Regions from separate parts of the Mus musculus genome. Here region 2 is linked to region 1. Evidence: chromatin loops called from intact Hi-C (ENCODE). Cell type or tissue: heart. All regions are shown on one strand. Each heading gives the region's core, and the rest is flanking DNA. Links, peaks and the distances in the headings are about the cores only. Region 1 has its middle 200 kb from the start of 1700028M03Rik. Region 2 has its middle 130 kb from the start of 1700028M03Rik.

Region 1 (16,141 bases), core at 4,593-9,592:
TTTCTGATTGGCAAGTGACCCAAAGAAAGCCCACAGGGACCGATCATGTCCAACTTTGTAATTAATGGTCGTCAAGCTTGTAACCTTAATTGCTGCCTTGGAAGCTGTGTCCTTGATTTTCCCGCCCATCTACATTTTTTACTAGCCTATATAAAAATAAAGAAGAGGGGATGTGTCATCAGGGCGACACCAATGTGCGGGCTTTGTGTGATAGGAGAAGTGACAGAATGTGCTTGTCCCATTATTTGGTTGCCACAAATGTCCCAGGAAAGAGTGGAACCCCTTGTATTTGTGACTAATAGTAACTGAGGATTTGTCCTGCCGGGTAAAGTCTGCCACATCGGGATTCTTCAATGTGACAATTTAAGTGTCTAGCTCTGACATATCTTTCCACCTGTAGATTGCCATTCCAGCACAATCAGGGCTGACTTTATCTCGGGGGTAATCAGAAATGCGAAAGTGTGGATGACACTGCTGGGTCTGCTGGAAGCTATTAGAAAGTATGATGCGATGTTCCCAGGAGTCGTGAAAGGCATATACAGGACTAGTGTGTTAGTCTCTGGACCTTCTGTAAAGGCCGAAAGATTCTTAGCAGGCACTGTTTCATTGGAGCATAAGGCTTCCTTTATGGAGAGGTGACCAAAGAGGAAAGTGATGATCTTTCTTATGGCTAGCAAGCGCATTTTGTTCAAGTACCAGCCAGCAATCAGTGTTTGGCAAGCAGTGGGTTCCCAGTGTACCCATGAAGATTCCAGAAGTGTAATCATGTCCTGATGAGTACTTTGCAATGCCCAAGGGAGAGATCATCATACAGATCGTTTCCACAGTTCAGCAGGCCAGCCATGTGCACAGATAGCTCAGTCTACCCGCTAACACAGCCTTGCAGTATCTTTGGTCTTCAAGGACCAACACATTCCATTTCTATCACGAAATGTGCCTATGAGCATACCAAATGTTCCAACGTGCAACTATGAACAGAACAGTGGCTGTGCTCTTGGTGGACCTCCTGGCTGACAGTGATTTGTAGAACAGGTGTGGCTTTGTAAGAGTCAGAGAGAAATTGGTTCTCACGAATTCTGTTTCAGTTCAAGATGGTCACATTTCTTTCCATGGTTTTATGCATGAAACAAGGTTACAGACATTTATTTTAAATAGACGTTATACGCTATAACTATACATTGCTGACTCGAAGAGTCAAGATTAGCATTATGTCCTAAACATTTCACCTTTAAGCTGGCAGTCTATCTATGATAACTCCTGCTTCCTTGGACAGCTCGGATCCAAAGATGCAAAGGCTGGTTGAAAATCCCGTCACTGAGGAGGCAGTATCTAAATTGCCACAAGTTCAAGGCCAGTCTTGTCTACATATTGTGTTTCTGTCTAGCCAAGGATCCATAAAACCTCTCTATAAAATTCTGCCTTAAAGAAAGTTTGTTCAATGTGAAAGGCTGACCATTAAAACTGTTGTATTAGATGAGACATCTTGGGTTTATGGACAGTCTTGAGCCCTATGTCCTTATCCTGGGATCTGTGGAAATGTCAGTGTGTCCCTCTATTCAATTCTGTCAAGCATTCATAATGTCTTTTTGTGGATTTGTTAGTTTGTGTTGGCATTTAGATATAATAATCTAAGTAATTAAAGATAATGTAGCCCTTTAAAGTTCCTGATTATGGGAAGTGGGGATGGCTCAGTAGTTAAGAGTGGGGCTGCTTTTACAGAGGACCTAGCTTTGATTCACAACACCCACATAGTGTGTTAAAATCTACTATAACTCCAGTTCCAGGGGATCCAACTTAAAGTACCACGTGAATGCACACACATTCAGGCAAAGCACTCATGTACACAAAATAAAAATAGATAAATAACTAAATAAATAATCATGAATCATCTTTCCTGAGACAAGAGAGGATAGCTAGTGATGTAGATCACAGAATTTGTGTTGCTTTCTTCAACCAAATATGCAGGAGATCCTGATATACCTCTTGCACAAAGTTTAATGGAAAACATAAAACAGATTGCTATATCTTCGCACTTTAGGGTTCTGGCATTGTTTTTCCTAGTTCAGACACACAAAGGCTGTCCTGGCCAGCAGAATGCTAGACAAGTAAGATGTTTCCATCATGATATCTGAATGTCAACCTGACTGGGTCAAGGAATGCTCAGATGACTCATAGTTACTTTTCTCATGTTGCTTCAGTGGGCACCGAGCCTCCATCTGGAAGGGACATCTAGATGGTTTGGATTTTGTTTCATGCACTTCTGCTTTCTGAAATGTAGACTGCATGGGGCAGATCTGCTCAGATTCCATTCACTAGGCTTAGACCCAGGTTGAAAGAGAAAGGCCATTGGGTCACACCACAAGCTTTTCTGTTTCTGCTGTTCACCCTGCCTACTTTAGAGCTATTTGGCCTCAACATTCTGGTGATCCATTTCCTCCTGCACATCGTTTTCATGTATCTCTCTAACTATCCCATCAGTCTCTCTGAGGAAGCCTAAACCCCTTTCTCATGGTTGAAACTCATTCCTAAGATCTCTGTTCATGTTCAGAAGTCATCACAACATCCTCTATTGTAAATTACCCTACTCACCTTTAAACTCTAGGTGATACCTAATTCTATATCAAATTGGGTTGTTTTCTTTTAGCAGATTCAAGAATCCTTCTTATGAAATGTGCATCACTTTATGAGAAGATCTGCATCCCTGCACAAAAACTTACTGGTTTACCAGCTTATCAACTAAGTTTTCTTTTCCCTTGTACAACTATAATTTTGTGTTGCTTATAAAAAGAAATATACAAGCTTTAATTACTTTAAGCTCCACAACTTTGAAGATGAGCCTATGAGTTTGGTTTTTATCAATCAAATGGAGTTCTAATTCCTGGCTGCATTCAAAGACATTTTATTGATTTGTTTGTTTGTTGTACTGGCTAGTCTTATGTCAAGTTGACACAAGCTGTGGTCATCTGGGAAGAAGTAACCTCAATTGAGAAAATACCTTCATAAGACTAGGCTGCAGACTCCTGTCAGCAAGAAATTGTTGGCATTCACAACCCAGACACTATTGTGGATGCCAACAAGTGCTTGCTGACAGGAGCCTGATATAGCTGTCTCCTTACAGGCTCTGCCAGTGCCTGACAAATACAGAAGTGGATGCTCACAGCCATCCATTGGACGGAGCACAGGGTGCCCAATGAAGGAGCTAGAGAAAGGACCCAAGGAGCTGAAGGGGTTTGCAGCTCCACAGGAGGAACAACAATATGATCTAACTACTATCCCCAGAGCTCCCAGGAACTAAACCACCAACCAAAGAGTACACATAGTGGAATTCATGGCTCTAGCTGCATATGTAGCAGAGGATGGCCTTGTCGGTCATCAATGGGAGGAGAGGCCCTTGGTCCTGTGAAGGTTATATTCCCCAATATAGCGGACTGCCAGGGCCAGGAAGCAGGGGTGCGTGGGTTGGTGAGCAGGGGGAGGGGATAGGAGGTTTTTCATAGAGGAAACCAGGAAAGAGGATAACATTTGAATTGTAAATAAAGAAAATATCTTTTTTTTTAAAAGGCTGTTTGTGGGAAAGCCTGTGGAGCATTTTTTTTAGTTAGTGACTGGTGGAGGAGGGTCCAGTGCCATTTCTGGGCAGGTGGTCCTGGGTTCTATAAGAAAGCAGGTAGAACAAGCCATGGGAAGCAAGCCAGTAAGAAGCAACACTCCTGCAACTCTGCAACTGCTGCTGCCTCTAGTTACCTCCTCTATTTGAGTTCCTGTCTCAACTTCCTTTAGTAATGAACAATGATGTGGAAGTAAAATCAAAATATACCCTTCCTCCCAAAGTTGTTTTGGGTCATGGTGTTTCATTATAGCAATAATACCTCCAATTAAGACAGTTGTAGATGTAGAAGGTGAACATTCTGGACCATCACTGCCCAGTAGAAATTCCTAAGACACTAAAAATTTTATATATGTGTGTCTCAGTTGGAAAAATGCTTGCTTTGCAAACCTAAGCACCTGAGTTTGAATCCCAACCACAGAATCAAAGCCGGGCATTGTTACACATATGCCCACGTGCTTGGGGTTGGGAGGTATGGGGTGGGCAAATCCCTGGAACTAGTTAGCTAGCCCACCTAGCTGAGCTAATGGTTCAGTGAGAGACTCTTTCCCACAAAATAAGGTGAAGATTGATTGACAAGGACATCTGATGTCAACCTCCAGCCTCTACACATAGACCCATGGATGTGTTTACAGAACATACAAATACACAAAAAGACAAATATTCTACATCTACAATAGCTACTCATCTGTGGATTAAGTACTGGAAACATAGTATAATGGAGAAACTACTTTTAAAATTGTATTAGATTAGTACCATTGACAAATTATTTTCCCTGAAAATAAGCAATTATTAAAATGTGAATTAACCACCATATATTAATAGATACCATTTTCGTTATGAAACGACAAGTTAACTCCATTTCCTTTAAGGGCTTCCATTTTCTTCATAGTATAAATTACTATGTTACAATTTAAAAATAATTACAAAGGATGGTGATAGCAACATACAGATTAATTTGCTGATAAAAAGCAATATGACAGAAGAACACAACACTGAATCCAGACTTACTTGGGAGCCATAATTTGGTCTCATTTATGACCTGACTAGAATTCCAAGTTTCTTCACAATAAGATTGTGTCATTAGTAAGGCCTGTCTTGTAAGTTACACATCCATATGCAATGTTTAGAGCAGAGCATTTCACAGTGTAAGAGCTCCACAAACGTTAACTCTTGTCCTCTTTAAAAAGACATTTGACCTGGAGTTCAGAATTATAGGCAGCTAAAATCTGTACAAATAAGGCAAACTACACACTTGATTTTTCTCTTTCAAAAGATTCAAATCACTTTAAAAGCAACTAATTTTTTGTGGGAGTTGAAGGAAGTTTGATGTTTATTAAGGTCAAGTGGCTTTCTATCGAAAGGGTCGCTGTGGCGATTGTTAGACTCAAGAGCTTGTCAGGGGAATTTACCCACATCTGGTTGAATAGAAGCCCTCCCACAAAAGCCTTCACCTAGGAACCACGACACATTGCTCTCCTTTCTTTTAAGCTGAGAATGCCCTGACTTGGCCTTAGTCAGCACAAGCTAGAATATTCAGGGACAGGACAGAAATGTTCATAGCTTTGGGTTCTTTAAGACATATGACAGGAAAATGCTTATTTATTTGGAATATATTTTATCCACTTACAATGGGTAGATTTTACCAAAATATAATGTTGTAAGCATATGAATATGGAATAATGAAGTCCATTATATATGCTGACAAATTTTTAAAGCTGATTTTGCCATAATTTGAACTTCATCAGTACTTTGCTATAATGTTCAAAATTGACTCAAATAGCCATTCTTGATTTTATCCCATATATTATGAAGTAACAGAATTGGGGAATATAATTTTGAAATGCTTTTATTTTCTTTTGGTTTTGTTCTCTTAGTTTTTCCATTGCTCTCAAGAACTGTTTTCCTCAGAGAACAAACAGGGTGTCCTGGAAGTTTACAAAGGTAGATATCACTAGAAGCAGCTAGGAATTCAAGGGCAGGAATTGGATTGGTAGGGTCATATTTTGTAACTATGAAGTATAGTTTCCGCCAGTGTTTATCTCTTGGACACAATCAGTTCTATTCCATAGACCTTAGGATAAAATTAGCTATTACATGCCGAGCTTCAACCACTTTGCTCTTAGTACCTACTTGTTTTCCTTCCCCAGTCCATTTCAACCCCAGGATTTCTCTGACTCTTTCCAAGATTGACGTACTATGATTTACTATTTCCTAAAGAACTCTTGGCTATATGTTCTATGTCAGATAATACAGAACTCTTTGTATTCATCCTTGACATACATGTTTTGTTCTTGTAGTTGAATTTAGATATTATATGATTGAGTCTAGCCTCTATAACCCTTTTTTCTGGATCATTTCTTCCAAATCCCCCAACTCTGTCTTAGAAAGTGTAGCAAAGTGTGCAAGAGCAGTGTTTAAAACAATGGTATGTGGAGGCTAATTCCAAAGGATGGGTAGGATAGGAAACTAAGTTAATTACTTTTGCAGTTGTGTTACTGTGAAATGTCTCTGAATTGTTTAATTTTTTAAGTATAATATGTGTAAGGTGGAGACAACCCAAATTGGAAGACGCCTTTATAAACCTCAAAATGTGGGCCTACAGATGATTTGGAAATGCCTGGGCTCCTTGGCACAGCCTTGGACAAGTACAGCGACCACTCAAGTCCCAGCCCCTGACTCAGTCTAGCCTAGGAGTCTAGCAACACTCATGTCCTATAGCTTGTACCCAGTTCCTGTGGCTGGCTTTCTGTGAGATTTACCTCATCTTATACCCAGGTACCTAAAACTCAGTGCCCACACATGCTCCTAAATTCTTTGCTGACTGTGATATCTTTCTTTCGGCCACAGTCTTACAGTTTTCTGACAACTGTAACCACTTTCTAGTAGTTTAGATAATGATACTGTTGTCTTACCATGGCAACTCTTTTAGTGAGGTCCTGGTCCGAAGCTATGTCACATCTGTGCCTCTGTGAGAGGACAATGAAGCTGTAAGTAGCAGCTGTTAAATGTCCAATCATGAGCTAGGGCCCAGGGCACAATAACAAATAAGGGTGCCTGAGATTCACTTGGAAGTAGAACATGCGCACAGCAAGCACGGGGCCCTGGATTCCACCCGTGGTGCCAATAAAAACAGTGATAGTATTAATAATAAGGAATTGTGTGTCAAAGCCAAGGTTTCCTGTCTGCAGCCTGAGGGTCATTAAAAGAGCCTGGTAAACGACATATACACTGGGCCTTTCAACCAAGGGTCCGTGCTGGATTTTGAGAATTTTGTGTATGTTCATCTGTCTATTTAGTCTATTTCTTGAGAGTACAGCACATGCTGCTTAATAAAAACAACTCAGTGATAATCATTGAGATTGGAGCTTTTTCTGACTTCTTGGGAGACCATTTTACTGTTAAATGAGGACACTGTCATTTCTCTTTCCTTTCATCTGTCACCCTTTAAAGAAAATGCTCATAACAGTAGACTTGTGTTACACGATTAAAATGTTGTAAGTCATTTGATATATTGTTCCCAGATGGGAGATGGAGAAGAGCATATTTGCCCACAAATCAACTTGCAAAACTTAGCAAACAAGAGGGTGGGAGAGTGATGGAGTGCCAGCTCTCTGGATGCGTTTACACAGCTCAATTGCTTGCACAGCATTTCTGTCCCTCATTTATTTTTATATTGTCTTAAAAGGGATAGATAAATGAGTCTTAGTGTCTGACTTTAGACGTGGGAGGGAGGGTCTGGTAGGAAAGGTCAAGTGAGTGAGTGACTTCCTGGAGGCACAGGTTAGTTGATGACAATCCCATCCAGGGCCTAATGGAAGTGGGATGGGTGAGTATATGAGCATATTCATGAATCTTTCTCTGAACCTACTTATTCTTTCCTCTGTCCATTCCATGGGCTAACAGGTCTGGCCAATCCTTTCAGTCCCAAGCCCACAATGCATACATCTATCTGAGAAGGGTGGCTATACCCAGGGAAGGGCTTACACAGAGACTTGGAGTCTATACTTGATATTACTAATAACAATACTGAGTTCTTGGATGAGTTCAGGAACTTAGACCTCTTACCTTCCCATTCAGAAAAGCTGTGCCAAATGCCTCTCCACTGAGGCTATACACTGAGAAGACTCAACAAGGGCCTGGTGGGGTTGTTCCAGGTGGGCACAATGACTCTGCCTTGGGCCTGCCATTGACATCAACACATTGACTCTTGGGATATGAACTCCATGGGCACTTAGTTCATATAGTCCCTCTGTCTCTGGAGGCCACAGGGGTAGGGATGTAGGAGAAAAGGAATAGAAATAGGTTTAGCTATGACCACAGAAGACAGAATCTGTAAAACAAATGGCTGGGTTTTTCATAGTAATACAAATCAAAGATTGGCTGGGTGACTATGGGTACAATAAACAGAAGTTATGACAAATGGTTTCTTTGCTGATAGACCACTTGAATTCAGAGACTCAGGAATAAACAATAAACAAATTGATTACTGACAGCGCGTATCTTGATGCCTGGTGAAAGCAGTGTCTTTGCTCACAATAAGTGCCTGTGGCTCTTCACACCATTTTCTTCATTTTTGCTTTTTTGCTGTTTGTCAAGGTAGAAAGTAGACACTAAACACAGGAGCTACCAGGCAGGCCTTGGCTGCTGTCCTTCTGCTACTAGATCCACTGTCAATAACAATCAGGTTCCACTCAATGAGGTTTTGGTTAATCATGGACTCCATACATTGACAATTTTGTAAGATGGTAATGTAGCTGGGAAGGACCTGTAATGTAACAGTGATGTAGTTACTAGGGCTATAGCAGCTCACTACTCGCATGCTTGTGGAAGGGCTGGTGTGAACAAACTGCCACATTTTCATTCACCCAAGGTCATATGGAAGCTCATTAACTATTTTTAGTACATGCTTGATAATTGTAGTAGAGGACAACATTATAGACTTATGTGTTATTTATACTACCTTTCTAAGCATCACTTTAGAATGTATTCATGTGTGTGTACATGCATGCACATTGGTCTTTGAAATGATAGGAAATAAAACCTCAGGAACTGGTACATTCTGAAGAACTTATCAAATCCTTCATATCGATCATGCATATGTCCATGACTCCTTTTAAAAGCCAGTAAATGCCTTGAAAGTTTTTATTACATTTTATGTCTGCTACACCAGCAGCAGCCACATGGGGAGACTGACTGAGACTAAGTTTGTTGAAGCGTATCCTATAATGTTCCCCAAATGACAGGATCAGCTAGTGGTACATTTCTCAGAACACGTCTCCAACATGAAGTGACACATGACAGCATTTCCTTTGCCTGCTTCCCAGGACTAAGTCAAAGATGGACTCCCATGTGGTTCTGAATCTCCCGCAGGGCCAAATCTCATGTGGAAACCAGCCGGGAGGTCCTGGGCAGAGAAAGAAACCACAAATCAACAGCAGGGGATTTGCATTCAAGGAAGAAGATTCTCAGAATAGTTCCTAGTTCCATGGTGGAACCAAGTAAGTCAAAGTCACACGATTTCATTCCTGCTGGTCTCTGAAGGAAGGAGAAGGAAAAAGGACCTGAGTCAGCACATTCTGGGGGGTTTACCCAATCGTCGTTATCAACCTTGCTGATGTGCATGATTCCTTCTGAAGTGTCTGAAATTCATCCCAAAACACAGCAAAGGCAGCATCAGCACTGCCCATCTTCATCTTTCAACCCACGCATTGCTATACAACCTTACAACTGTCATTCCAAACTAAGGAGTTTCTCAGGCATCCGGAGAACATGTGGATAAGCAAGTGATTAGCTTCAGAAGCACTGAGGTGCACAGTGTCTGGTGGCTAAAAGAGTTTGGAGGGATTTTCTCTCCTCTGTTCTCATCACTATAGCTCTTATGCTGGACAGGCAACCTTCATGGCATCTAGCAAACCCTTTGAAGGATAATTTTCTATAGCCATCTTAACTCCGATGTTAGCTCTTCCAAAGCCCACATAAACCCTATGGCAAAAGGCTATGAAAAGGATTGAACCTAAAGTGGTCAAAAGCCCAAGACTCACTCATACTTGCAAATACTGTGTCTGGTTACTTCAAACCTGATGATCCTGGTCAGTGCCGCAGAATGGAGCACTAAATTCCTCCACAGTTCTTTTTCGGGGGATTAACACAAAGGTCTCCTGGAGTAAAGCTGTAATTTGATGGAAGATTATATGTATGAGAGAGAATTTGACCACAACCTGCCACTTAAGGACTGTAACACAAAGGCTGAGGTATTTTTAAAAATCCAGACACTATTGTGGATGCCAACAATAGTGCTTGCTGATAGGAGCCTGATATAGCTGTCTCCTGATAGGCTCTGCCAATGCCTGACAAATACAGAAGTGGATGCTCACAGCCTTCCATTGGACTGAGCACAGGGTCCCCAATGGAGGAGCTAGAGAAAGGACTGAAGGAGCTGAAGGGGTCTGAAGCCCCATAGGAGGAACAACAATATGAACCAACCAGTCCCCTCAGAGCTCTCAGGGACTAAACCACCAACCAAAGAGTACACATGGTGGGACTCATGTCTCCAGCTGCATATGTAGCAGATAATGGCCATGGGGGATATCAATGAGAGGAGAGGCCCTTAGTCTTGTGAATGTTCCATGTCCCAGTGTAGAAGAATACCAGGTCAGGGAAGCAGGGGTGAGTGCTTTAGTGAGCAGGGGGAGGGAGGATGGGATGGGGGGGTTGGGAAAGGAAAGGAGGGATAACCTTTGAAATGTGAATAAAGAAAATATCTGCCCCCTTCCGCTCCACTCGAGCCCCGAGGTACCTTGCCAGAGGAATCTCGCCCAACACCCGCAAGGTCCCACACAGGATTCCCCACGGGATCCTAAGACCTCTGGTGAGTGGAACACAGCCCCTGCCCCAATCCAATCTCGTGGAACCTGAGACTGCAGTAATAGGGAAGCAGACTACCCGGGCCTCACCTGGGGTACAAGTCCCTTCCACTCCACTCGAGTCCCGGGGTACCTTGCCAGCGGAGTCGCCCAACACCCGCAAGGGCCCACACAGGATTCCACACGGGATCCTAAGACCTCTAGTGAGTGGAACACAACTCCTGCCAGGAGTCCAGTTCGAACACCAGATATCTGGGTACCTTCCCTGCAAGAAGAGAGCTTGCCTGCAGAGAATACTCTGCTCACTCAAACTAAGGAGAGAGCTACCCTCCCAGGTCTGCTTATAGAGGCTAACAGAGTCACCTAAAGAACAAGCTCTTAACAGAGATCTAAGTGGATCAAGGAACTTCACATAAAACCAGAGACACTGAAACTTATTGAGGAGAAAGTAGGGAAAAGCCTCGAAGATTTGGGTACAGGGGAATAATTCCTGAATAGAACAGCAATGGCTTGTGCTGTAAGATCGAGAATCTATAAATAGGACCTCATAAAATTGCAAAGCTTCTGCAAAGCAAAAGACACCGTCAATAAGACAAAAAGACCACCAACAGATTGGGAAAGGATCTTTACATATCCCAAATCGGATAGGGGACTAATATCCAATATATATAAAGAACTCAAGACGGTGGGCTCCAGAAAATCGAATAACCCCATTAAAAAATGGGGCTCTGAGCTGAACAAAGAATTCTCACCTGAGGAATAACGAATGGCAGAGAAGCACCTGAAAAAATGTTCAACATCCTTAATCATCAGGGAAATGCAAATCAAAACAACCCTGAGTTTCCCCCTCACACCAGTCAGAATGGCTAAAATCAAAAACTCAGGTGACAGCAGATGCTGGCGAGGATGTGGAGAAAGAGGAACACTCCTCCATTGTTGGTGGGATTACAAGCTTGTACAACCACTCTGGAAATCAGTCTGGCGGTTCCTCAGAAAAATTGCACGTAGTACTACCGGAGGATCCAGCAATACCTCTCCTGGGCATGTATCCAGAAGATGTCCCAACCGGTAAGAAGGACACATGCTCCACTATGTTCATAGCAGCCTTATTTATAATAGCCAGAAGCTGGAAAGAACCCAGATGCCCCTCAAGAGAGGAATGGATACAGAAAATGTGGTACATTTACACAATGGAATACTACTCAGCTATTAAAAAAATGAATTTATGAAATTCCTAGGCAAATGGATGGACCTGGAGGGTATCATCCTGAGTGAGGTAACCCAATCACAAAGGAACTCTCACAATATGTACTCACTGATAAGTGGATATTAGCCCAGAAACTTTGGATACACAAGATATAAGATACAATTTGTTAAACTCATGAAACTCAAGAAGAACTAAGACCAAAGTGTGGACACTTTGCCCCTTCCTAAAAATGGGAACAAAACACCCGTGGAAGGAGTTACAGAGACAAAATTTGGAGCTGTGACGAAAGGATGGACCATCTAGTGATTGCCATATCCAGGGATCCATCCCATAATCAGCTTCCAAACGCTGACACCATTGCATACACTAGCAAGATTTTATCGAAAGGACCCAGATATAGTTGTGTCTTGTGAGACTATGCCAGGGCCTAGCAAACACAGAAGTGGATGCTCACAGTCAGCTAGTGGATGGGTCACACGGCCCCCAATGGAAGAGCTAGAGAAAGTACCCAAGGAGCTAAGGGGAACTGCAACCCTATAGATCTAACAACAATATGAACTAACCAGTACCCTGGAGCTCTTGTCTCTAGTTGCATATGTATCAAAAGATGGCCTAATCAGCCATCACTGGAAAGAGAGGCCCTTTGGACTTACAAACTTTATATGCCCCAGTACAGGGGAATGCCAGGGCCAAAATGGGGGAGTGGGAGGGTAGGGGACCGGGGGGTGGGGTGAGTATGGGGGACTTTTGGGATAGCATTGAAAATGTAAACGAGGAAAATACCTAATTAAAAAAATAAATTTAAAAAAAAAAGAAAAAAAAACAGAGACAACTATAACAGCTAGCTTCAGAGATTACCAGATGACGAAAGGCAAACGTAAGAATCCTACTAACAGAAATCAAAACCACTCACCATCGTCAGAACGCAGCACTCCCACCCCACCTAGTCCTGGGCACCCCAACACAACCAAAAATCTAGATCCAGATTTAAAAACATTTCTCATGATGGTGATAGAGGACATCAAGAAGGACTTTCATAAGTCACTTAAAGAATTACAGGAGAGCACTGCTAAAGAGTTACGGGCCCTTAAAGAAAAGCAGGAAAACACAGCCAAACAGGTAGAAGTCCTTAAAGAAAAACAGGAAAACATATCCAAACAGGTGATGGAAATGAACAAAACCATACTAGAACTAAAAAGGGAAGTAGACACAATAAAGAAAACCCAAAGCGAGGCAACGCTGGAGATAGAAACCATAGGAAAGAGATCTGGAACCATAGATGCGAGCATCAGCAAAAGAATACAAGAAATGGAAGAGAGAATCTCAGGTGCAGAAGATTCCATAGAGAACATCGACACAACAGTCAAAGAAAATACAAAATGCAAAAGGATCCTAACTCAAAACATCCAGGAAATCCAGGACACAATGAGAAGACCAAAACTACGGATAATAGGAATTGATGAGAATGAAGATTTTCAACTTAAAGGGCCAGCTAATATCTTCAACAAAATAATTGAAGAAAACATCCCAAACATAAAGAAAGAGATGCCCATGATCATACAAGAAGCCTACAGAACTCCAAATAGACTGGACCAGAAAAGAAATTCCTCCTGACACATAATAATCAGAACAACAAATGCACTAAATAAAGATAGAATATTCAAAGCAGTAAGGGAGAAAGGTCAAGTAACATATAAAGGAAGGCCTATCAGAATTACACCAGACTTTTCACCAGAGACTATGAAAGCCAGAAGAGCCTGGACAGATGTTATACAGACACTAAGAGAACACAAATGCCAGCCCAGGCTAATATACCCGGCCAAACTCTCAATTACCATAGATGGAGAAACCAAAGTATTCCACGACAAAACCAAATTCACACAATATCTTTCCACGAATCCAGCCCTTCAAAGGATAATAACAGAAAAGAAGCAATACAAGGACGGAAATCATGCCCTAGAACTAACAAGAAAGTAATCCCTCAAAAAACCAAAAAGAAGACAGCCACAAGAACAGAATGCCAACTCTAACAACAAAAATAATAGGAAGCAACAATTACTTTTTCTTAATATCTCTTAATATCAATGGACTCAATTCCCCAATAAAAAGACATAGACTAACAGAATGGCTACACAAACAGGACCCAACATTCTGCTGCTTACAGGAAACCCATCTCAGGGAAAAAGACAGAAACTACCTCAGAGTGAAAGGCTGGAAAACAATTTTCCAAACAAATGGTCTGTAGAAACAAGCTGGAGTAGAAATTCTAATATCGGATAAAATCAACTTCCAACCCAAAGTTATCAAAAAAGACAAGGAGGGACACTTCATACTCATCAAGGGTAAAATCCTCAACAGGAACTCTCAATTCTGAATATCTATGCTCCAAATGCAAGGGCAGCCACATTCATTAAAGACACTTTAGTAAAGCTCAAAGCACAGGTTGCACCTCACACAATAATAGTGGGAGACTTCAACACACCACTTTCATCAATGGACAGATCGTGGAAACAGAAACTAAACAGGGACACAGTGAAACTAACAGAAGTTATGAAACAAATGGAATTAACAGATATCTACAGAACATTTTATCCCAAAACAAAAGGATATAACTTCTTCTCAGCACCTCACGGGACCTTCTCCAAAATTGACCATATAATTGGTCACAAAACAGGCCTCAACATATACAAAAATATTGAAATTGTCCCATGTATCCTATCAGACCACCATGGCCTAAGACTGATCTTCAATAACAACATAAATAATGGAAAGCCAACATTCACATGGAAACTGAACAACACTCTTCTCAATGATACCTTGGTCAAGGAAGGAATAAAGAAAGAAATTAAAGACTTTTTAGAGTTTAATGAAAATGAAGCCACAACGTACCCAAACCTTTGGGACACAATGAAAGCATTTCTATGAGGGAAACTCATAGCTCTGAGTGCCTCCAAGAAGAAACGGGAGAGAGCACACACTAGTAGCTTGACAACACATCTAAAAGCTCTAGAAAAAAGGGAAGCAAATTCACCCAAGAGGAGTAGACGGCAGGAAATAATCAAACTCAGGGGTGAAATCAACCAAGTGGAAACAAGAAGAACTATTCAAAGAATTAACCAAACGAGGAGTTGGTTCTTTGAGAAAATCAACAAGATAGATAAACCCTTAGCTAGACTCACTAGAGGGCACAGGGACAAAATTCTAATTAACAAAATCAGATATGAAAAGGGAGACATAACAACAGATCCTGAAGAAATCCAAAACACCATCAGATCCTTCTACAAAAGGCTATACTCAACAAAACTGGAAAACCTGGACGAAATGGACAAATTTCTGGACAGATACCAGGTACCAAAGTTGAATCAGGATCAAGTTGACCTTCTAAACAGTCCCATATCCCCTAAAGAAATAGAAGCAGTTATTAATAGTCTCCCAGCCAAAAAAAGCCCAGGACCAGACGGGTTTAGTGCAGAGTTCTATCAGACCTTCAAAGAAGATATAATTCCAGTTCTGCACAAACTTTTTCACAAGATAGAAGTAGAAGGTACTCTGCCCAACTAATTTTATGAAGCCACTATTACTCTGATACCTAAACCACAGAAAGATCAAACAAAGATAGAGAACTTCAGACCAATTTCTCTTATGAATATCGATGCAAAAATCCTTAATAAAATTCTCACTAACCGAATCCAAGAACACATTAAAGCAATCATCCATCTTGACCAAGTAGGTTTTATTCCAGGGATGCAGGGATGGTTTAATATACGAAAATCCATCAATGTAATCCATTATATAAACAAACTCAAAGACAAAAACCACATGATCATCTCCTTAGATGCAGAAAAAGCATTTGACAAGATCCAACACCCATTCATGATAAAAGTTTTGGAAAGATCAGGAATTCAAGGCCCATTCCTAAACATGATAAAAGCAATCTACAGCAAACCAGTAGCCAACATCAAAGTAAATGGAGAGAAGCTGGAAGCAATCCCACTAAAATCAGGGACTAGACAAGGCTGCCCACTTTCTCCCTACCTTTTCAACATAGTACTTGAAGTATTAGCCAGAGCAATTCGACAACAAAAGGAGATCAAGGGGATACAAATTGGAAAAGAGGAAGTCAAAATATCACTTTTTGCAGATGATATGATAGTATATATAAGTGACCCTAAAAATTCCACCAGAGAACTCCTAAACCTGATAAACAGCTTCGGTGAAGTAGCTGGATATAAAATAAACTCAAACAAGTCAATGGCCTTTCTCTATACAAAGAATAAACAGGCTGAGAAAGAAATTAGGGAAACAACACCCTTCTCAATAGTCACAAATAATATAAAATATCTCGGCGTGACTCTAACTAAGGAAGTGAAAGATCTGTATGATAAAAACTTCAAGTCTCTGAAGAAAGAAATTAAAGAAGATCTCAGAAGATGGAAAGATCTCCCATGCTCATGGATTGGC
Region 2 (16,141 bases), core at 4,038-9,037, 72 kb after region 1:
TAACTTTGAATACTAAGGTTTAACTCAGTTGATTCAGTTGCCGAGCAGATGGGAGCCCTCAGCTTGATGCCCAGCACTTATGAACTGAGTGTGGGAGCAAACACACACGCAAGTCTAGCACTGGGGAAGTCGAGGCATAGACATGAGAAGATTAGGGTCATTCTTGACTACATAGCAAGTTTGAGACTAGCCTAAGATAAAGTAAGATCTCATCTCAAAATAAAAACCCTTAAATTTTCAGTGAACTAAATATGAATCTTAAAAGATAGAGACTATAAAGTTGGATTTATAAACTGTTTTTTTTTTTGACTCAGCTCAGTGTATCATACCCTAAATACAAAAGGGTAGATTAAAATGATACATGATACCGAAAATGATTATGACACTAGTTTTAATAATGAAATAATTATTCATATAATGTAATAATTCAAATAACATAATAGCTGAAGTAGGCAAAGGTGGCTCTAAAAAAGGTAACATGATCAGAGATAGTTACATAAGGGTGGAGGGGGCAACCCTCCAAGAAAACATGGAAGTTGTGTGTTACCGCAACAGAGCTTTGAAGTGGCTGAAGCAAGAACTGATGGACACTAAGGGGAAGCTGACAAACCCGCTGTCAGGCTGAAGGAGCACCCTGCCTCCATGTTAGGCTTAAAAACCATCTTAGAGTAAAGACAAATGAGGCTCATTCTTGTTTATGACTAAACCTGTTTTGTTTGGTTTGCTTTTTTCCAAATTTGGGCAATGCCCCACCTGTAACTCTAACTCCAAATGGTTCTGTCCTGCTTGTTCCAGGAATGGCAAAAGCACCCAGCCCTGAGCCATAAAACCCTTGTTGTCCTCACATCTAATGCTGACCTCTCAAACGCTGCCTCAGGGTGCAGCCGTGCACATGAATTAAAACGCTTCTTTTAATTAATTTGACCATGATGATTTGGGTTGGTGGTCTCTCTCCTACCAAGTTTTGGATTAACAAGGCTTGGAGACTTCCAGCCCCTGTCAGTAACTGCTGTCAGGACCCTGTTCAGCTGAATAGCACCAGCAACCACACTTATTTGACACTTAGCGAATCCTTCATCCAATGCCAGCAGAACATTTCTTTGCAAACCCACACAGGAAATTCACCAGGAGAGACCACATTCTGGGTTATGAAGCACACCTCAGCAAATAGAATGAGTACAAACGGTAAATAATGCAAATTACTATCTCATACCATAAGAGAATTAAATTAGATAATTGGAAACCTCAAGATATCTGCAGATTAAACAGCATTTCTAAATACCACACAGACTAAAGAGGTTTAGAAAGTGTATTTTAAATATTTTGTACTAAAAAGAAATAGAAAAGGCAAAAAAATCTGGTTTGGGGAAAAAGAGGGAATATGACTGCTAAATGCACATGCTAGAAAATATCAAGGGTCAGTTCTTTATGCTTTCACCTTAGCAAACTAGAGGAGAAAAACGTATAAACTCAGTCTAACCATGAGAAAATAGCAAACTAATTTGAAGCATGGATACACAGAATGTCTGACTGTTATGGCTAAAACCGGTTAGAATTATCACAAAGCCAGAAAATTTAAGAAGACATAATGGTAACTTCTGGTCTCAAAACTCTTAGTAAGTCAGAGACAGGGTCAGTTCACTATGCTGGTAAAGAACATAATGGAAACTCCAAGAGACATAATAGTTAATTGTTCCACATAAAACCCTAAGATCACTACCTCCTGCATTCATTACTGTATTTGAGCTCTTATTTATTTCAACAAAGAAAGAAGATGCCTCAACAAGTAGGAAGAGAAAAATGAAACTGTCATGAAAATATGTCAGGGAAGTTTTTATGAAAATGGCCCCTTGCCAGTTCAAAAGTGTTTAAAGAATTTTTACAAAGCTGGTACATATAAAACTAATATTAAAAATGAAATGTTTTCTTATATTTTGACATTAAAATTTAATGATACTATTTATAATTCAAGGATATGCTTATACAATGTCTTCTACACTAAAGACTTCAATAAATTATTAAGAAAAACCAAAACAAAGTTCATGGAAATGATGAACAACTGGTTCTGATTGCCCAGAAGATAAAATTTGCTGAGGAGGAGGACTCAGTTTTCCTCTAGAGTGGGGTCCCTAGTAACTTGCCCATATGACAGTGAATGGCCCCACACCTATGCCTACACTAGTGACACTCAGTGGGCTCTTTGGGTTAGCAATGTAAAATGAGAAAAGTACAGGAAATCAGGAGGGGATAGTTGGAGGGTCTGGGAGAAGTTGGAGGGGAGAGAGTCAGGGTTGAATTTGATTAACAAACAAACTTATATCCGCGTATGGAGTTCTCAAGCAAGAAGCAAAAGTTATTTTGAAACTATAAAAAAGAAAGCTGCTTTTAAAAATTGCATACTTTACAATTGCATGATATAAGGTTTAAAATAGAAAGACAAATCTCGTGCAATGACTGTATAGTGGCAGTTCTCTTTGGGACTTGGGGAATTTTCTTAAGAAGCGGACAGGAACTGCTTGACCCACACTGTGTTCAGCCTGTGACAATCACTGTGATGTAGCTAGAATGTGTGTACATTAAAAACATATTAGGTTTTTAATTGGCTTTTAAAGATAGTATCTTAATGACATCAGAAACTCTAAAGGGATGACGAAGTAACTATTCTATTTGGAATGACATTTATAACACACTAGAAAATGATGTATTTCAGCCAGCTATGTGTTAGTAGAATGTTCTAGATATTAACAAAAATTAATAGTCACTCAACAGTCTAAATTCAAAAATATTAGAAGGTGGAGACTGTGCTGAGTAACTTACAATTTCAACTCCTCGCTGTGAGCTAAGAACTAAGATTACACCCACGAGTGTGCAGCTCAGTAGAGGAAGTGGTCACCTAAACAGAAGCTGAGTCAGGAAGGGAAGGAGGGAGGGAACTGTGGACCTGGATTTGTCAAAAACAAAAACAAAAACAAACAAGTCTCCAACGAATCAGATTATCATTAGAGTCCATTTCCAAAGCTGGTGAGTAAGTGCGTCGCATTGTGGCTGATGAACTGTTTTTTTTTTAATTAGGTATTTTCCTCGTTTACATTTTCAATGCTAGCCCAAAGGTCCCCCATATACACACCCCCAACCCCCTACCCACCCACTCCCCCTTTTTGGCCCTGGTGTTCCCCTGTACTGGGGCATATAAAGTTTGCAAGTCCAATGGGCCTCTCTTTGCAGTGATGGCCGACTAGGCCATCTTTTGATACATATGCAGCTAAAGACAAGAGCTCCCGAGTACTAGTTAGTTCATATTGTTGTTCCACCTATAGGATTGCAGTTCCCTTTAGCTCCTTGGGTAATTTCTCTAGCTCCTCCATTGAGGGCCGTGTGACCCATCCAATAGCTGACTGTGATCATCCACTTCTGTGTTTGCTAGGCCCGGCATAGTCTCACAAGAGACAGCTATATCTGGGTCCTTTCAGCAAAATCTTGCCAGTGTATGCAATGGTGTCAGCATTTGGAAGCTGATTATGGGATGGATCCCTGCATATGGCAATCACTAGATGGTCCATCCTTTCATCACAGCTCCAAATTTTGTCTCTGTAACTCCTTCCATGGGAGTTTTGTACCCATTTCTAAGAAAGGGTAAAGTGTCCACACTTTGGTCTTCATTCTTCTTGAATTTCATGCATTTGGCAAGTTGTATCTTATATCTTGGGTATCCTAAGTTTCTGGGCTAATATCCACTTATCAGTGAGTACATATTGTGCGAGTTCCTTTGTGATTGGGTTACTTCACTCAGGATGATACCCTCCAGGTCCATCCATTTGCCTAGGAATTTCATAAATTCATTTTTTTAATAGCTGAGTAGTATTCCATTGTGTAAATGTACCACATTTTCTGTATCCATTCCTCTGTTGAGGGGCATCTGGGTTCTTTCCAGCTTCTGGCTATTATAAACAAGGCTGCTATGAACATAGTGGAGCATGTGTTCTTCTTACCGGTTGGGACATCTTCTGGATATATGCCCAGGAGAGGTATTGCGGGATCCTCTGGTAGTACTATGTCCAATTTTCTGAGGAACCACCAGACTGATTTCCAGAGTGGTTGTACAAGCTTGCAATCCCACCAACAATGGAGGAGTGTTCCCCTTTCTCCACATCCTTGCCAGCATCTGCTGTCACCTGAGTTTTTGATCTTAGCCATTCTGACTAGAGTGAAGTGGAATCTCAGTGTTGTTTTGATTTGCATTTCCCTGATGATTAAGGATGTTGAACATTTTTTCAGGTGCTTCTCTGCTATTCGGTATTCCTCAGGTGAGAATTCTTTGTTCAGCTCTGAGCCCCATTTTTTAATGGGGTTATTTGATTTTCTGAAGTCCACCTTCTTGAGTTCTTTATATATATTGGATATTAGTCCCCTGTCCAATTTGGGATAGGTAAAGATCCTTTCCCAATCTGTTGGTGGCCTTTTTGTCTTATTGACGGTGTCTTTTGCTTTGCAGAAGCTTTGCAATTTTATGAGGTCCCATTTATCGATTCTTGATTTTACAGCACAAGCCATTGCTGTTCTATTCAGGAATTTTCCCCCTGTGCCCATCTCTTCGAGGCTTTTCCCTACTTTCTCCTCTATAAGTTTCAGTGTCTCTGGTTTTATGTGGAGTTCCTTGATCCACTTAGATTTGACCTTAGTACAATGAGATAGAAATGGATCAATTCGCATTCTTCTACATGATAACCACCAGTTATGTTGTGAGTCACGTCAGGGTGGCTTTGAGTTTCAAAAATTCACCTTGTAGAGCAGTGCATGTGGAAGCCTTTGGTACCATCAGTGAACTCCAACACACTAGTGACAGAAAAGAGAGCCATGGTAATAAGAGGTGGGAATCCACCTTCCCACTAATGAAGCAGTCATTTCTTGCTCCCTCTCAATTGTCCCCTACCAGTCAGATGAGACATTGGTTTTCTTTCATACCCACTTGGGACATAATTATATGGTACTGTCAATTTTCCAGAACTTTCTAAGGCACCCTGTTTTCTGCTTTTCCTCTGCTTGGCATGCTGAGAAACACGTCCCCATGTGCTATGTCTATACTGGTCACATTTCTTGTCACTGGGACAAAATACCTAAAACATTGGCTCATGTTCTAAGAGGATACATTGCATCCTGGCAGAGGAGGTAGGATGTAGTTCAAAGTGACCAAGGCTTGTCACCAGGCCTCCTCACAACTTAGTGGTCCAAAAGAAAAATAGGGCTAGCTTGTCTGAAAGCTGATGTATGTTACCCATACTATATGTTACCCATAAGGTTTGCCCCACTACCACCAGATAGATCCCATGTCCTGAAGACCCAGGCCCTTTCAGAATCGTATCACAAGCTTGTTAAGAACAGTTCACATTCAACACATAGCACTGGCATGATATAAAACACTGTAACATCCACTTTAATATATGCGCTTGTGTATTAGTTTCAACTTCAAAAATGTTCCTCCCTCTCCTATTCCTGTGCCTCTCGGTGTGGTCTCTTTTCTCTGCAGCTTCAAGCTCCATCTGCTATGCCCACTTCTAATCTAATGCTTCCAATAAATTCTTCTCTATTGCTAAACCACAGATGAAGCCTTATTCTCTCCTGATTTCTATCCAGTCTCCAATTCCTCCTCTGAATGGGCATCTCTAGAACCTGTTGCTCTTTATACTGTCATTTTCTTCACTGGCCTGCAATTTCTGTAGTACTATGTGGCTTCACTTGCCTAGTTCCCTGACTCATTCACTCTGTGCCTTCATCGCTTCCTATTCGTCTGGCTCTATAGAAAAGGGTGCCCACTTAATGCAGCACTGATGGTGTCTGTCTTTGTACCCCCACTCTTTTCCCCCACATCTCATTCATTCCTGTGATGTTGGACTTCCATACTTGAATTCTAGATACGTGTTGTCAGCTAGACTTGGTCTTGGCAGCGTGTTCTTGGATCATATCTGTTGACACCTAAACCATGTATTTATCATCTTTGCAGAATGATGTACAGATAATGTTTTTGTGCTTACATATTTTCCGTTTTAAGTTACCCAACTGCAGGGGCCATGTATACTTCTTACATTTTAGAAGTGACACTTGTGGCAGCTTTAATGGTGTGTCTCTTCCTCCTTTGACTCACACAAGACATCTAAAGGGCCCGTTTCCTGGCTTTGCTCCCAAGGTTTGCAGTGCCTCCCTGCAGTGCATGAGTCAGCGGCCACAAGTTTGCATTTTGGAAATAGTTTTGGCAGCTGGTAGAATTATCCTGAGGTAGTTGAGGCTGTTATCTCTAAGTGGAGAGAAAGAGTAATCTGAGGGTGAGGTCAGGCAGCATGGAGTCTGTGGAGGGCTAGCAATTAAGCTAAACAACAGCAGCCTGGGAAAGGTTAGAAACCAACATTCTGCTGAAACTGAATGTGAAATGGAGCCAGAAAATTCCTGGGAAACCGCATAAGCCAAGATTCACATTTCATAGATAAGGAGCCCGGAAAGGTTGTTATGAAGTCCAACGTTACATGAATAAGTCAAAGGCAGCGCCAAAGCAACCCTCCTCTGCGCCAATTCCAAGGGCAAGGGCAGGCTCTGTACTGCCCCAGATGCTTAGCAGTGTCTGCACAGGACCAGCATGTTGGTCTTCTCTGCTGGTGTTTTTGACAACACCAAGTCCTTAAAATCACTACTAACCAAAAAAGTAGCAACAAATACTTTAAACACCAACAATGGCAGCAACTTCCAAGGAGCCCAGGGTCTGGTGTCTACGTAGACTGTGTCTTCAACCAGAAGTCTTGGCATTCTAGTTGAAGGACAACCATGTTTAAACCATCTCCTCAGCTTCATAGTCCTGTGACCATTTCCATTATTTCTCTACAGAAGTGTACTTTCAAGGCTATGATTCATGATCCAGTGTTGCCACTGCCTAGAGATATTCTATCTTAGTCCATTGGGATGATTTTGATGAAATACTCTGTGTTGCATAGATGAAGAGAACAGAAACTATTTATTACACTTCTGGAAGTAGAGCAAGACTTAAGGCACCCAAATTAAGTCTTGTGAGAGCAGTTTTCTGTTTCATAAATGATGTCAGTTAACTGTGTTCTCATGTGACAGAACAAAGTATAAATATCACTGAACCTCTCCTTTATTTCACCCCCATTTCTTTCTTGAGATAGTTTTGCTATGTAGGTTAGGTTGGCTTTGAACTCATAATCCCTCTGCCTTGGTCTCCTGAATTCCTAGGTATAGGTCCATGTCATTGCACTTGCTTAGTTCTCATGTTCAAGATCACTAACATCATTCTCAACAATAGCGCTTTTATCTTAATTACCTCCCAACCTATCTCCTAAATTAACCCTTGTAATACAGTTTCAGCATAGATTTTATTCTATGTGATGGACCTCTGGTTTGTCTGCTTCTAAACTCTAAGTGTCATTTGCTCAACCAATTTGAGCCACATGGTCATTTCAGGCTTGTTCCTGGTAGCACCTTGGAGTCCCTCCTGCTAGGATCTCTGAGTACCATGGCCAAACCATTCTACCCCTTCTCACTGATCCCAATGCTTTGCTCAGCTGAAGAAAACACTGCGTTGTCACACTTTGTTGCTGTCACATGGGTCCTAGGTACAGCTCATCATTCTTTAATGCTCAAATCACCCCCTAATTCTTACATGTCATCAAATCAGGAGTTTGAAATTGCCTCCTACATTAGACTCATGACTTTCAGAAATGAGCCCAACTCCTAGGGTATGCTATAAATGAAGGACAGATTTGTAGGCACAAGTCTCACATCCTATAGTCAGATAAGCATGTCTTAGTCCATTCTTTCCTTCTTTAACCTATGGAGAGGTTTAGAAGTGTGCCTAAATCTTTCTTCCCATCCTTCTTCCACATCAGATGATTGGAAACATTAAAATGAATCAGTTCCAAAATAAAAGTTATTGCATAAAGAGATAGGCCTTGTCTTTTCCCTTTTTCTAAATTGATCTGCTAACTGAATGCCCAGAACTCACTCTTTGGATTTCACACATACTCATATACATCCAGACACACACACACACACACACACACACACACACACACACACTAATGTTTTTTCCAATTAAAAAACTCTTATCTCAGACAAAAATTGAGCACAACTATTACCATTTTGTAATTTATAAAGTACAAGATATACATAACACCCAGTCCATCATTTTTGCCAATTAAATAGAACACTCTGTTATCTACCCTAACTTAAAAGACTTATAAATCTAAATATTATGTCCTGGGTTTAATTTGTATACTATTTGAAAACTACCTTCTCAGATATGTCCTCTCAATGTTAAATAGTCTGGGTTATCTATGAGACTATAAGTAGTCTTTCAACCCTATCAGAAATCGAAGAGAGACCAACATTATCTGAAATATAGGAAGCCTAACACAGCTTCCAGAACTGAGACAAATTGCAGAGACAGTTGCCTACCTATACAACCCCAGTAAATCAGAAAGTTGGAGCATTAGTCTTCAGCCTTCTGATCCAGGATATTCTGACAGACCTTGAAAAACAGGAATTTTGAAGGATTAACTTATTGGCAGAACTAAGCTGTCCTTACCTGTAACTTGTGTCCTTTCAAGGACGATAGGTCTGCAGGAGAGATAGGCACTTTCTGCCTAGTGGCCACCTAGCCACAATGTACCACCTCACTTGGACATAAAGATGCTCAGCTGCTTCTTTGAATACACTAATCAAGAGCTGTTAGGAACAGATATGTCTCAACATCAAGTGAATAAATAATATTAAATGTCACATTTGTGTATTTCTGACGTTTTTGAAAGCCAACTATCTATGTAAAGTAATCTTGATTGTTGTCTGTTAACTACCCTCAGCTACTTGTAATTAAAATAGCTGAAAACACCCTAACAATAAACTCAGAACCATGAATTTGCTATCTGGCCTTTAACTCACAGGCTTAAACATCTCAGAGAAGTTTATAATAACAGTTATAGAAGGACTGGGTCCAACCCTTCTACTTTTAAAATTTTTGTACCAATAGAAGAAATTTATACCAATGAAAGCCTTGATTCTGCATCAAAATAAATTCTGTAGCAAAATAAGAAATTATGACTTCAACTTAGTAACTATTATAAGGATTCCTACCAAATGAGATTATGGCTACACAATCAATTCTAGCTATTTCCTCCCTATTCCAGTTATGACCATTTCTAAATTACCCAGAAAGGCAACCTTAGAATAACTACCTCCAGTCCCAAAGCCCAAGGAACTGGGAAAATAACTCTTCATGACTTCTTCAAGCTGAATATGGGCATTGGGGTATCTTTGAAAGGGGGAGGGTAGGGAAAATGGGGGAGTTGGTTGGCCTTAAGAAGGCCACACCAATGATTGTTATAGTTTCTGATGTCTGCATCGTGACTGGATCTGGCTGAAAGTCCAATAGATCAGGAGTTCAAAGAAGATCAGTTCAGCATGTCTGACAATGAGACTCATCAAGGCTAAAAGTCTCAAAACAAAATTTTAGTATCTTTAAGATAACTTTTTTGTTTGATTCTCTGGAATCTAGTTCTTCAGGGAGTCTTTCTTCACCATTTCTGATCTATGTTACTCTGGAAGGTTTATAGACACTAATCACCTTTTCCAAAAATGCAAAGACAAAACCTTTCTCCCAACTCAGCATATCATTGAAAGAGTAACCAAAAAAAACAAAAACAAAACAAAACAAAACAAAAACAAACAAACAAACAAAAAAACCCTTTATTTTGACCTCTCTCCCAGAGGAATAATATGACCACAAAACTCAAAATCACACCCATTTTGAAAATTAAAACAATCCAAAACAAATGAAGTAAAGTTAAATACTATATGTTCCTATTCTTAGACTTTTTTTATTTTGTCATGTCAGGAAATAAACCCAAAATTCTTGTGGAGCCCACATTCAAAGAATATGAGTCAGTTATCATGCAGACCTTATTATGTCATCTATAAAACAAATGATTCACACTTCTATCTATATCTGCTTATAGGCAGGAGCTTGTCAAACCAGGATTTAAATCCAAAATTCCTGTGGATCCCACTTTAGACAGAATATGAGCATCCTGTAAAAATTTTAGAGCAATATATATTTATACCATCTTTAAAGCAATTAATTCAAACTTTCACTATTATCTGCCTATAGGGAACACATAGATTTTACTTGTTAAGCTCTCTGCCTAGAGCAGCCATCCTGTTATACTTGTGGTACTTTCTACCTGGAACCACAGACATTTATTTTATTAACACCTGTTATAATATCTATCTGTTACGCTCTCTACCTGGAGCAACAGACTTCTATTAATTAATACCTGTCCATAGCAGATGATTATCAGTGCTCTCTCTACTTGGAGTCAGTGACTAATTCTCCCCATCCTAATTCAAAACCGCAGGTGAAATTACCCACGTGAATGGGACAAAACCTGTATATAAATGTATCCTGAAAGCATATAATCCCAATTTTATAAATTCACAGTTAAATCAATATTTGCCCCAAGATGTAGGTAGCTTCCATTGTCTAGCTTTCTGACTCAAAGCAGTCATCTTATCTCTTTCCACAGCAGGGAACTCTAGAATCCTCTTTGTATCCAGGTGACATGCCCCAGTGCCACCTTTCTCTCACTTTGAAAATAAAACTCTAATTCTGAGGCTAATAATCTTAAATTTCTAATGGATTCTTGCCAAACACATTGTTTCACCACCTGTTGCAGGAAATATTTTTAGAAAGATGCAATTCATGCTATGCTGGCAGGCCCCAAGTGGGCTAGCCGGCCAGGCACTGGCTGGCCTGTTCTTATCTCATGGAGACTGTCTGACTCAGAGCTCTGAAATCTCTCCACCCAGCTCACTAAGTTTCCACTGGTGGGTTGTTAGCATGCCAACCCCATGCTTCAAAATTCCCATGGCGTTTTAGGATGCAGTTCTTGCAAACCCATGTTTTGCTGCTATATCTTTCTCTCTGGAACCCAGTTGAGCTGCCACATGAAGGAAAACACCACTCAAACTTAGTTCAGAGTCAATGGTAACTCAATTGTTGGGTACAACAATTAGAACCCTAATCTTGTAAGCCAATATTAAATCTAAATCCTCCAGTAGTGAATCCTAGCAGATTTGCCATCTAAACAGGGGGTCACTAGTAGCTACATCTTGCCCTCCCACTCTCCCCATCCACAAAGTCAATGTTTTTACTTAGTAACATATCACCTCAATGGAGCTTGAGGAAAACTAATGTTAGTGGACATTGTCTTTGGCCGTTGCATTATGTTGTTGTTTAATGGGCAGTTGAAGCTAATTCTATCAGCAAGAAGCCAATTCTCAGAAGTTGATAGCACATAGTTAAATACTGACATCATCTGAAGTGGGACTATTGCAAAATCCTGATCTCTTTATTTCCCAAATTTCTAAATCACAAAGTCAGCTTTGGACCACTTCATAAAGTCATTTTGATACCCATGAGTTCCAGGCACGCATCCCAGAATTTAACTAGGCAGCAACTGCACCAATGATATTTCCTCATAAACACCATTTCCACTGGGAGAAATTACTTAGTCATCTGTAGATCAGAAAATTGGATGCTTTGATGGCCTAGATTTGGTAGAACACATATTCTCTATTTCTCACAGGAAGGCCGAGAGGTATGAAGAGATGGAATTCTCTCGGGAAGTCTCAGCGTTTGCCCCTCCCAGATAAACACAAGTGTTCATTTTAGTATTTATTGATGTCCTCAAGGTTCTCATTAACAGCCCAGACATGAGGATTAAAACCAGCATGTTCTGTGTTTTAGCTAAATCCCAGAAGTTTGTTGCAGCAATTGAAACTCTAATCTGATGACCACTATGCTGCTTGGAGAGGCACACTCAGACTGCAGATGCCCTTCCTAGCTAGAGGGGCCTGACTCTGAGGCCTTTGTCTCATACGGAGGACGGAACGGAAAGAATAAGGCTCTGTGGTTATGCTCAGGGTAACTTCTTTCTAACCCCTTTATTTCACTTGGGGCAAGCCATGGTGGTCACAGCTATACTTCTTTCTTGAATTTATTTGGAGCTAATAGGTGACAGTCCCTGAGCAAGGGAGGCTTGTATGACTGACATCATTTTCCCCTAGAGTTAATTTGCCTTGTGTCTGGCATAACTCACTACTTTTCCTTACTGAGTATAAATACTGTCGTGTGTCATCAGATAGTTCATGAAGTCACCACACATGCTTCTATTATGGAAAGCAATGACCCTGGGCTTAGGGATCTTAAACATCCAATTGCCCACCATCCTCTCTTTACTCAGCAAGGAATGAAAGAGGAAGAGTTAGGATTTAGGTCATTATATTGTTTTCTTTCTTTTTTTCATTTTTATTAGATATTTTCTTTAGTTACATTTCAAATGCTATCCCGAAAGTTCTCTATACACTCCCCTGCCTTGCCCCCCTACCCATCCACTCCCACTTCTTGGCCCTGGCATTCCCCTGTACTGGAGCATATAAAGTTTACAAGACCAAGGGGCCTCTCCCCAATGATGGCCAACTAGGCCATCTTCTGCTATATATGCAGCTAGAGACACGAGCTCTGGGGGTACTGGTTAGTTCACATTATTGTCCACCTATAGGTTGCAGACCCATACTCCTTGGGTACTTTCTCTAGCTCCTCCATTAAGGGCCCTGTGTTCCATCCTATAGATGACTGTGAGCATCCACTTCTGTACTTGCCAGGCACTGGCATAGCCTCACTTGAGACAGCTATATCAGGGTTCTTTCAGCGAAATATTGCTGGCATATGCAATAGTGTCTGGGTTTGTTGGCAAAGTGTGGATACTTCATTCCTCCTTAGAATAGGGAACAAAACACCCTTGGAAGGAGTTACAGAGACAAAGTTTGGAGCTAAGACAAAAGGTTGGACCATCCAGAGACTACCCCACCCAGGGACCCATCCCATAATCAGTCACCAAACCATGACACTATTGCATTCTACTGTTTTCAAGTGCAATGTTTGGAAACAGAAGGATGGGGTGGGATGCGGGATATTAATTGAAAATAACGTAAGCCTAATATCCTTGGGAAAGTCTAACCAAGTTGAGGAGGGCTTATGAATATTTAGTAGGTGGCATGCGTCATGAATCCCAAGAATGAATGGGAACCTCACCTTTGGTACTTGCTATCAAAATGCGTACAAGGTGACATTGACCTAGAGTCCCCCAGACACCAGATCTCAGATCAATAAGCACAGCAAATTAAATGTAGCTTCAAAGGATCTGGACTTGGACCAAGAAGTTCTCTTTATTAATGTGTTCCTGGAAAAAATTCATATTTTGATTACATTGTTTCCTTTCAGACAAAGATGGGAACAGTCCTGAGGAAAACACAGTGAAGACATCTCAGGTCTTTGGCAGACCGATTCCTTTCCCTGTGCATTTGGTACAGTTTGGATTTGACATCATTCAAATGACCCACTCCTGGGTTAAAAATGCAACCCCCTCCCCATTTTCTCATGCTGCTTCTCTCCCCTCTCTGACATTTTCTTGGCTGTGGTTAAAACTTTGACACATAAATACCACTTGTCAAATGATACTGTAAAACAAACATCCAAGTGTCAGCACGGGGTTCACTAGTCTGGGGACTAGAGAATAGACCCAGGGACACCTCTGTGGCAGCTTTCATTTGCCTCCAGCCATCTGCAAATAATTTGATACTAGGTTCCAGTGCAGCTAGCAAGGTTCTTTAGCCTGGTAAAATGGCGTCCAAAAGAAAGAGCTGGAGTCATCATTAAGCCTTAACACCTATAAAGTAGATAAAAACTGTAGGTTTTTAAAGACCTGCTTCAGACTAGCCTAATAGCACTCACCACATGGCCTGAAACCTCCTTTTACTTGCAAATCCCACCACAAGCGCCAGACCATTGAGAAAACTCATTCCTCTCCTCCTACCCAAACCACCACAAGCTCACAACTGTGTTCCTGAAAATGGCTGCAACCCTATAAGGACCTCTGAGGTCATCCTGACATCTAAATCTGAGGTTCTTCTTTCTCACTTAGAGATAGAACACTTTCAGAGGCAAGATGTGGGGAGTCTTGTGAGATTAGAGAGAAGTGGGTACCATCATGGATTAGCCAAATCGTCAAGATGCCTGTGACCCCTCCCCATTCTTTGATATACAGGACTTTCCATAGAGACTGTGGGTGAGTTTGGGTAATGGTCTCAGGGTCAAGTGCAGCAGTAAAGAGGTAAGAGACAGGGATGATCCAGGAAGATGGTGCTATGTGCAAAATGTCCAGTCAAAATTCACCTACCCCACAGAGTGATAGTTTGCTCTCCTGCACAATGGGAGCATAATAGCTATGCAAATTGTCCCTTCTTTCCTTCCTTCCTCCAATTCTTCCTTCCATTTCTTGCTATTTTCAAAGTAGGAAAGAGCAGAAAGAATCATCAAGAAGTGGCTTTTCAGTGGATCTATAGAAAATCTACTCTCAGGGCACCTCACTTGTAACTGTGTCACTTGGAAATATTTCTTCAGCTTCCTATGTGGTGAAAATGGACAGAGTAAACAATTGGATTCTGAATGTCATTGATGCCAAGAGAATCTAAATCTGTCCTTATACACAAACGTCTGAAACAGTCAGAAAGAAACTCTTTCCAAATTTGACAATAATCTCAGCATGTATAAGAAAAAAATATATTAACAAGGTTAAAAAACCTCACAAGAAATAATAAGAAAAAGGTTCTTTGGATAATGAAGCTATCCAACGAACAAATCCATAGACCCAAGTATACAAAAAATTTGTAGCCATCTCACACCAGTCTGGGACACAGAATGAAAACAACTTCTACAACACCTGTGCTCTTGTCTCCCACAATTTGTCTTGCCCTAATGGAGAGCATTACCCATTTGCAGTCGGGTATGGTTCTAGTCACTCAATATTATCAGTGTCTCCACAGCACCTGATCAGTTTTTCAGGAATCATCCTTCTAGTCTCACCTCAACCCACTGAGCAGCTCTACACCATTGTGTGTCTGACTACAAAACCCCAAGGAAGCGGCATGCACCTCACTCTCATTTCCACACGACAACCAAACTCTCCTTTGGAAATATAGTGCACATTCTTTTATGTATGTATCCTCTCTGTGTGAGATATTTTCCTCCTCATGACCTCCCTTTTAGTCAGAGTGCTCTCTTCAAACCTGGAACACTTTGTGTTCTCAGATGTATTGCATATTTTCTGCCCCACAACCTTTATACATGAAATTCTCCCAACTCTTTCTGTGCAATAAGAAGACCATGAATATTTGTAAAGCCAGTAACATGTATAACAGTGCACGTCTGCAACACCAGAAATCTAGAGGCTGAGGTAGGGGGAATCATGAATTCAAGGCCAACCTGGGCTACATAATAAGATCTTTGCTTAAACTCATCACCACTTCCAAAGTATTAAGCTAGTTATCGTATGAAAGGGTCCCTCTCTTGCCCTTTGCACTTTGCAGAAATTCCTCAAAGATATAGACAATAGTCCTGGATTTACAATACTGAGCACACCTGCAAAGATCTTGCAAATGGATTTGCCCAGGCTCATCTCTCATCAACTGTACAGGATTCCCAGGAAAGGCCTGGCTACTGTTATCTTAAGTTTCTTGGTAATTTTGTTAGCAGCCAGTGTCATAAGCCATTAGCATAGGAAACAGCCTTAAGCAGACCAGTTTCCCTCTTCCTAGAACATCCCCTTCCTTTAGCTAGTTAACTTCTCACCTACCCTTATATGGCAGCTCAGTTCTGGTATCCTCCTTGAATAGCCCAGACAGTACATGTAAAATATAAATCCACTTCCAGCTATTTACCTAAAAAAAATTAAGTTCAATGTTCAAATAAGGTTTCCTAGTGATTTTATTTGAAATTAGGGCCAGTGTCCAGATATTTTTAGTCAGTTTTCCAATGTTTAGTTCATCAACACAATGGAGTACTTACTCGTCAAAGAGGAGGAACAGCACGTGATTGCTTGTACTGTATGGATGGGGCTGAGCTAAATGAAAACACCCTGCCTCAAAAGGGGAGAAAGCAATTAGTAGATGGGGGGTCCTGAGCAGAAGGGAGAAGCCCACTGAGGTGACAGGCATCCTCAGCAGCAGGACAGCAGTGTGGCAGCAC

Evidence for each region. Hi-C counts contacts between places; a loop is a spot of excess contacts. Peaks named below come from ENCODE experiments on the same cell type or tissue, not always from the same donor. Only the 100,000 strongest peaks of a DNase experiment are listed, where the experiment ranks them.
Region 2: it touches region 1 in a loop (12-fold over the local background); 2 of 42 quality-filtered maps call a loop at or near these places.

Annotation. Positions count from the first base shown.
Region 1 is chr3:83,367,868-83,384,008 of GRCm38, forward strand. No RefSeq gene overlaps it. Among named protein-coding and RNA genes, the nearest start is that of 1700028M03Rik, 200 kb to the right of the region's middle. In heart, for the core only: no CTCF peak of the experiment used is centred there; no DNase peak of the experiment used is centred there.
Region 2 is chr3:83,440,048-83,456,188 of GRCm38, forward strand. No RefSeq gene overlaps it. Among named protein-coding and RNA genes, the nearest start is that of 1700028M03Rik, 130 kb to the right of the region's middle. In heart, for the core only: no CTCF peak of the experiment used is centred there; a DNase peak (open chromatin) is centred at 6,294.